Linked DNA regions of Homo sapiens: region 2 is linked to region 1. The links are chromatin contacts, found by Hi-C or POLR2A ChIA-PET in ENCODE. All regions are on one chromosome and are shown on one strand. Each heading gives the region's core, a stretch centred on a gene start or an enhancer-like site at or near the end of the contact. The rest is flanking DNA. Distances are from core to core; before and after follow the strand shown. Region 1 holds the start of LINC02688 (long intergenic non-protein coding RNA 2688). Region 2 holds the start of KRTAP5-AS1 (KRTAP5-1/KRTAP5-2 antisense RNA 1).

Region 1 (3,525 bases), core at 466-2,965:
CACGCCTGTAATCCCAGCACTTTGGGAGGCCGAGGCAGGTGGATCACCTGAGTTCAGGAGTTCGAGATGAGCCTGGCCAGCATGGAGAAACCCTGTCTCTACTAAAAATATGAAAATTAGCTGGGCATGGTGGTGGGCGCCTGTAATCTCGGCTACTCGGGAGGCTGAGGCGGAGAATCACTCGAACCTGGGAAGTGAGCTTGCAGTGAACCGAGATTGTGCTACTGCACTCCAGCCTGGGTGACAGAGTGAGACCCTGTCTCGAAAAAAAAAAAAAAGAGACCTCAGAGAGCTCTCCCACCCCTTCTACCAGAGGCGAAGGGGACCCAGTGGGAAGGTGCCGTCCGTGAACCAGGGAGTGGCCTCACCAGACATCGAATCTGCCAGAGTGTGGATCTTGAACGTCCCGTCCTCTGCAGCCGTGGAGATGCGTGTCTGTTGCTTTTATGCCGCTCAGGCCATGGCGTTTCCGGATAGCAGCCAGGTTGGAGGGACCCGCTGTCTCTCTGGGACCACTCTCTTCGTCGCCTGATGTCCACCGTCTTGACAGATGTTGTTTCCCATATTTCCTGGAGTTTTTTAGTTGCTAAATCCTGGCCTCTGCTACTCTCTTTGCTAAAAATGCTAGTCCTTGATGAAATGGAATCTTGATACTTTAATACAGAGTGGAACATAGTCACTAAATAAAACCTGGAAAAATGTAGAAGAGTAGCAGGAAGAGAACACACCCCAGCCCCGCGGTCCACCCACCCGCAGTCCCTATCGCCACCTCCTGGCTCTGGTTTCCCTGCTCGTGGGGCTGGGCAGCATTGCTGCAACTCTTGATTCGCTTTCCTGGGGCCACCATAACCAAGCAGCACAACCCGGGAGATGGCTCAGAGTCTCTCTGCGTCCTGGGAGCCTGAGATCCAGGAGTGGGTGGGTTGGAGAATGGTTCTCCCTGGGTCACTCTGGAGGACCTCTTAAGGTGGACTTCTTAAGGGACCCCCGGCTCCCACCTTGCCAAAGAGCCTCCGAGCCACACCTGCCTCCCGCAGGCCTCCAGTTGGTGCCCACATGCAGCCCCCGCCGTGGGGTCACCCTGGGGTAAGGGTCTCTCCTCCCCTGCTAACCTTCTGCTGGGTCTTGGCATCCCTGGGATGAACCCTCCTGGCCTGGACCTTGCCGGCCCACATCAACCCCCAGCCCTCTGCTCCTTGGCCTCACCCACAGCCTGCAGAATGTAGGTGAGTTTCCTGATGATAATATAATAATAGCAATGATGATGATGATGATGATGATGGCAATAACAATGATGACAGTCAACACTGCCGCGTGCCGGGCTCTGGCCCTTTGCATGTCTGGGCCGGCTGTACAAGGCACTGCTGGGGCTCCCGGGCTGGGAGCCAGGGACAGGCACCGTCACAGCAGCCAAGGGGCCCCCCTACCACCCCAGCACCTGCTGGCCCTGAACCAGCTGCTCCTTGAGAGCTTTGACAGACTCTTCCGCTTGGCAGCATTTTAATCTGCTGGTGCAAGAGCCTTGTCGCTTCCTCAAAGCCTGTGCCCATGGCCGTGGGCAGCTGCCTGTCCCTGTATAGGCAGAGCTGCGTCATGCCCTGTGGCCCCAGGTCTGGCTCTGGGGTTCTGGCTGGGCGGGGCCTGGAACCTTCTGGGAGTCACCATTGACTGGCTGCAGCCACCGGCTTCCCAGCAAGGATGTCCTCTTCTGTAGGAAAATGGGGACGTCGGGAGCATTCTCTGGACAGCAGGAGATGCATGTCGACAGGCTGGCCCTGCCTCTTCCCACCCCAGAGTGGTGAGTGGGGATTCTGGGGACTTCCCTGGCCCCCATGGGCCTCGCGTGTCCTGGTGCCCATGTGTCTCCAGTCCCAGGGTCGGCCACGGTGTGGACCCCTCCACTTTCCTCCAGGCCTGAGGTGGGGCCCGGGCGGCCTGTCAAAGAAGAGCCCAGCCCAGACCCTCCCCAGATCCCTGGGGGAAGGAGGCCACCAGGCACCCTGCCTTCCTGCTGCCTGTCAGGGTGAATCTCAGGGGACCCTGGTGCAGGAGGGGCTGGCTCTGAGCTGGACAGGCCTCTGGGGTTGCCCTGGTGGCCTTCCCTCTCTCTGGGTCAGACGTGCCCAGGCAGGGAGGGTCCAGGCCATGACAGAGCCGGGCCAGCTGGGGACAGGGCATCCCCCAGTGCAATCCTTGTAGCGAACGGGTCCTAGAGTGCAGCTGGCGGGACACTCCCGCCATCACTGGATTTACTGCAGGTGGAGACGGGTTCTGTACCCACGTAGATGAGGAAACAGGCACAGAGAGGGGGCAGCCTGCCCAAGGTCACCGGGGAGGGAGTGGAGAGGCTGGATGCCCTTGGGCCCAGACTGCAGCCTCCCCTCCCCGATGTGCTGCGGCCCCAGTGTCCTGGGCCCCATGTGGCGCCTGAGCCCACAGGTGTCACCAAAGGTCTGAGTTGCGGGGACAAAGGCGGGGACAGGCCCGAGGTGCGGGGACAAGGGCGGGGATGGGCCTGAGGTGCAGGGACAGAGGCGGGGACAGGCAACCCCTGCGGTTCGAGGGGTAGGTGGCCACACGTCAGTCCCTGGGAGGGCCAGGCAGGAGGTGGGCCCAGCGGGGCTGGGAAATGAGGGGCCAGTGCCCCCACGCTCACTGCAGGGGATGTGAGAGGGCGAGTGGTCGCTCAGCCACACCCACACCCGTGTGTACAGGACCCACGCCCGCCCGCCTTGCTGTCCCGCCCGTGCACGGCTCACACAGCTTCTCCCATTATTCAGGCGCTGCCGGGCCCTGCAGGACTCAGATCGTCCCTGTGCCACTTGGCAGGGTCACCCTCACGCCTGCCCGGTGGCCCCACCTGCCCCACCTGCCCAGCTTCTCTCCCTTCTCAGTGCTGTCTGTCCCAGAGCCTCCCATCAATGGGGCCAGAGGGCTCTGGCCCGGCTGTGGGCTGACTGTTCTCCCCAAGATGCCTGAGAGCCACCCGGGCACCGGACTTGCCAACATGCAGGCACACGCAGGCACACACCTGGGCCACACGGCCCTGAGCACACGCCTTGCCCAGCCCTCCTCCGGGCTGTGGTGCGGGTGCCAGGTGCCACCTGCTGGCGGGCTACAGCATCACGGCTCTCGCCCTCCGGAACCTTCCATGGTGCCACACCAGCCTCTGGTCTGGCTGCAGACGGCTTGGGCTGGGCAGGGAAGCTTCCACTGTCGGGGAACCTGGGACCACAGTCTTTGCTCCAAGCGCCCTGGGCGGGTAGAGGCCAGGTCCGGTATGAGGAGCCCTGGTTCCCTGAGGTAGACAGAGCCAGGCAGACGTTGAGGAGACATGGGGGCTGTAGCCCTGGCCCCACTGCCCGACTCTCTCTCTGCATTTCGGGAGCTGGCAAGATCCAAGGGGGTCCCCAAGGCCCTGAGGCTGCACTGAGCACCCCTTTCCTGCTCATTTTCAGATGCAGCGGTGTCCTGGACCCCTGGGGAGAGGTGACCCCCCCAGCAGGAAGCTGGGCCTGGTTTCTG
Region 2 (3,330 bases), core at 794-3,293, 520 kb after region 1:
AGCTGGGGTCACATGATCTGCCATCCGCATCCAGTGCTTATTAGCAGTGAATGCATGGGACTGTCCTCCTGGTGGAGGGCTGGGGCCTGGGGTGCTACATTCACCCCTGGACCGCCCTAGGTGCAACAGTGTCTCTGGGTGGGCTGTGCCAGAAGGGAGGCAAGGGAGAGTGCCGGGGTTTGGATCTCCCCTCAGACCCCCCGCTGGGGCACAAAAGGAGCTTCCCTGGCCTGCAGCACCCCACCCCCACCCCAAGCTGCACAGCAAGAGCACTGCGGAGCCACGCTACATCCTGCCACCCCCTCCTCCATCCCACAGTGTCCCCGCCCCCCATCACTGCAGCACCAGAGCCCCTATTCCCCTCAGCAGAGGCCGGTACACCCCGCAGCAGGGAGACGGAGGCAGATTCTCCCAGAAGGGGTGACCCTGTTGGGGCTGGGCCTATTGTTGCCCCCTCCCCTCCAGGCCAGACTATTAGGTATCCCCACCTGGTCTGCTCCGCATCCCAGGCTGGGCAGCTGGGCCTAGCGAGGTGGCTGCAGCAGCCTGGCTGTGCCAGCCCCTCCCCCAGCGCCGCGGCTGCCTCTGCAGCAGGCGGAAGGGCGCGGGGGCTTTATCCCTCAGGGGCCGGCTGGGCACCCCGGGATGGGGAGGCAGTGCGGCCTGGACACTGGGGGGATGGATCTGCAGCCCTCCCCCCCGACAGGGGAAGGCCCCTTCCCGGGTGTCCCAGGCCAGAGGCCGTCGCGTCCCTCCCACGGCCGAGGCTCCACACCTCCCGGACCGACTCCGGGCCAGGGTCCGCCTGCTCCGGTTCTGGCCCCCGCGGGGGTGACGTTCGGGACGTCGGGGGCTCGCGCAGATCCGCGCTGGATCTCAGGCGGCCCTGGTGGGTCCTGGATTTTTGTCCCCCCCCCATTCCACACCCAAAGAAGGAGCTGCGGGGAGAAGGGCGGCAACGCGGCGGGCGGGCGTGGGCTGGGCCCGGGTCCGCCGGGCGTTGCGGGGGGCGGGGAAGGGGCCTCCCTGTCCCTGGCGTCCTGGACGGCCGTGGCCGCTCATTCCGGGGCCGCCTCCTCCTCCCGGGCGCCCACCGGGTGCCGCTGCCCCAGCGCCCCCGACGCGGCGCCCTCCGCCCCCCGGCCCGGGCCGGTGAACCCCATCCCCGGCGCCCGCCCCCGCCCCGCCGGCGCCTCCGCTCACCTCGCTCGCGCTCGCCTCGGGGGCGCTCCGGGGACCCGCGCCGCGCTCAGGGCGCCCGCTCGGCCGCGCCGTCCATGGGCCCGGCGGGGGCCCGCGCAGCCGGGGCAGGGGCCGGGGGAGCGCGCGGGCCGCGTCGCCGTCGCCGCCGTCGCCGCCGCCAACGCCGCGGGGAGCGCTCGCTCGGGCCGGGGCGCGCGCACTGCGGGCGGGCACGCGCGCTCGCGGCGCGCATCCCAGCCCCGCGGCTCGGCGGGCGCGGCCGGGAGGTTCCGGCGCGGCTCGGGCTCGGGCTCGGGCTCGGGCTCGGGCGTCCGGCGTCCGGCGGGGCGTCGTGGGGGGAGCCGGCTCGGCCGCCGCGCTCGGCCGCGAGTGACAGGCCCGGGGCGGAGGGCGGGGCCGCCGGCGGGGATGAGGTCATGCCGAGCGAAAAAAGCCCCTGACGTCACCTGCAGCCAATCAGCGCGCGCGGCTCGGGGGCAGGTGACGTCAGCGGAGCCCGGGCTCGGGGTGAAGCTGAGGCGGCTGCCGCGGGGGGGGGGCGGGGTGCAGGGTGCGGGTGGGTCGCGCCGCCGCCGCCTTCCGCCCTCACCCCGGGACCGGCTCTTAAAGGGACCACGCGGCGTCCGGGACCCCGCCTCCAGGAAGCCCTCCCGGCCCCGGGCCCCGCGTCACCCAGGCCCCCCGTCACCCGGGCCCCCGGCCGCGTCGCACAGACCCCGGACGGTCCAGCTGAGCGGCTCCGGGCGCGAAGTCCTCCCCCCGACCCGGACAGGCGCCGGCGCCGCTCCCCCCTTCTCCTGGCCTTTGTTGGCGCTGGGCCGCCGCCGGGGAGCCCTCCCCAGACCCAGGCGCGGCGTTTTACCTGCAGCGGCTGTGCTCGCCCCGCCGCGACCCCCGCAGGACGGAGCCGGATCCCCCTGCACTCGGGCGGACCTGGGACCCTCAGAGGCGAGCCGGCTGCCTCGGGTCACACATCCGCGAACTCCGGGGGCGGGCTCCCCAGGACGCCGCCGACCCCCCACGACCCCCAGCCCTCCCGCTTCCGTGGAAAGCCGCCCCGACGACCCCTGTGCGGGCTGTTGAGGGGCCGCACCCCGCCGACCGCTGTGGGAACACCTCCGCGCGTGCGGCGGGGACGCGGCGAGTCCGGGGCAGGAAGAACGCACGGGTAATTGCACCTTCGGCAGGTGTTGGGCGGGAGCAAGGGGGTCAGACTCGCGCTGCAGGGGGAGGGCGGGGGAGGCCTCGCTGTCCTGGAGGAAGGGGACAAAGACCCCTGCCCAGGAGCCTGGGAGCCTTTGAAAGTAATGATTTTTTGGCGGGGGGGGGTTGTCACGAGACACCCTAGACATTTCTAAAAGGCCCCCTCCCCGCTGCCGGGTGGAGAGGGAGCGTGGGGGGATCCGCCTTCTGCCCCCGAGCCCCCAGCCAGCCTGGGCCCCCCAGGGTCACCCTGGGGCTCTGAAGGGGGCTTCGGCCGCTGGTTGAATGAAGGGCCACAGAAAATGAAGCTGGCGCAACGACCGCAGAACCCTCAGTGGGCACCAGGACCACGGAGCTCAGGGTGCCAATGGTGATGGCTGGGGGTGGGGAGTACTGTGGGCAGCAGGGGATGCTGAGCGGGGTTTGGGGCTCCCCCTTTCCATACTCAGTCTTCCTGCCAGCCTCAGAGCTGAGTACACCGTTGGCGATTAATAAGCGCTTGCAGCTCCCTTCCCTGGCCAGCCTGAGGGGAGCGGCAGTGGCCCGTATGGGGTGGGGGTGGCGGTGGAGTGCGTCCTGGCGCAGAGCTGGCACACAGCACAAACAAACGCCTTGGCGGGAGTGGGTCTGTCCCGGAAGGGAGCCCAGGGGTTATTGGGGTTGGGGCTGCGCCCCAAAGCGGGAGGGCCCTGCGAGAAGGGAGGCCCTGGCTGGAGGGGGACCCTGAGACTGGAGGTGCCGGACCCGGATGCGGGGCCAGGTGAGTAGGGCTGCCTGCTGCAGCCTTGCTGGGTTTGAAAAGTGGGGGAGGCTTGGCCCTGGGAGGGGGCAGGAGGATTCAGGCTGAGACCCGGAGGGGGCGAAGGAGGTCCTTGAGGAGGCAGTCACAGGCCTGAAAGGACCTGGGACCCGCAGGCATGGGAG

Evidence for each region. A loop is a pair of places that touch in the nucleus more often than their neighbours do. ChIA-PET counts read pairs that join two places held with the same protein, here RNA polymerase II (POLR2A). Pooled maps may share reads with other maps.
Region 2: a loop to region 1 is called in a pooled map, with 2.6 times the contacts of the local background. The contact joins the promoter of KRTAP5-AS1 here to the promoter of LINC02688 in region 1. A Hi-C loop is called at or near these places in 1 of 168 maps with a recorded cell type or tissue (heart left ventricle) and 1 of 50 pooled maps. POLR2A ChIA-PET finds 5 or more read pairs at or near these places in 1 of 52 experiments (H1).

The regions. Positions count from the first base shown.
Region 1 is chr11:1,048,165-1,051,689 of GRCh38, forward strand. LINC02688 (long intergenic non-protein coding RNA 2688) reads left to right here and starts at 1,716. Exons shown (of 4, transcript NR_160890.1): 1 at 1,716-1,798; 2 at 3,459-3,525. LOC124902605 reads left to right here and starts at 1,528. Exons shown (of 4, transcript XM_047427955.1): 1 at 1,528-1,610; 2 at 1,715-1,798; 3 at 3,459-3,525.
Region 2 is chr11:1,570,698-1,574,027 of GRCh38, forward strand. It overlaps KRTAP5-AS1 (KRTAP5-1/KRTAP5-2 antisense RNA 1), which reads left to right and starts at 2,044. Exons shown (of 2, transcript NR_021489.2): 1 at 2,044-2,371. It overlaps DUSP8 (dual specificity phosphatase 8), which reads right to left and starts at 1,574. Exons shown (of 7, transcript NM_004420.3): 1 at 1,204-1,574. RefSeq lists enhancers at 628-1,175, 1,724-2,269.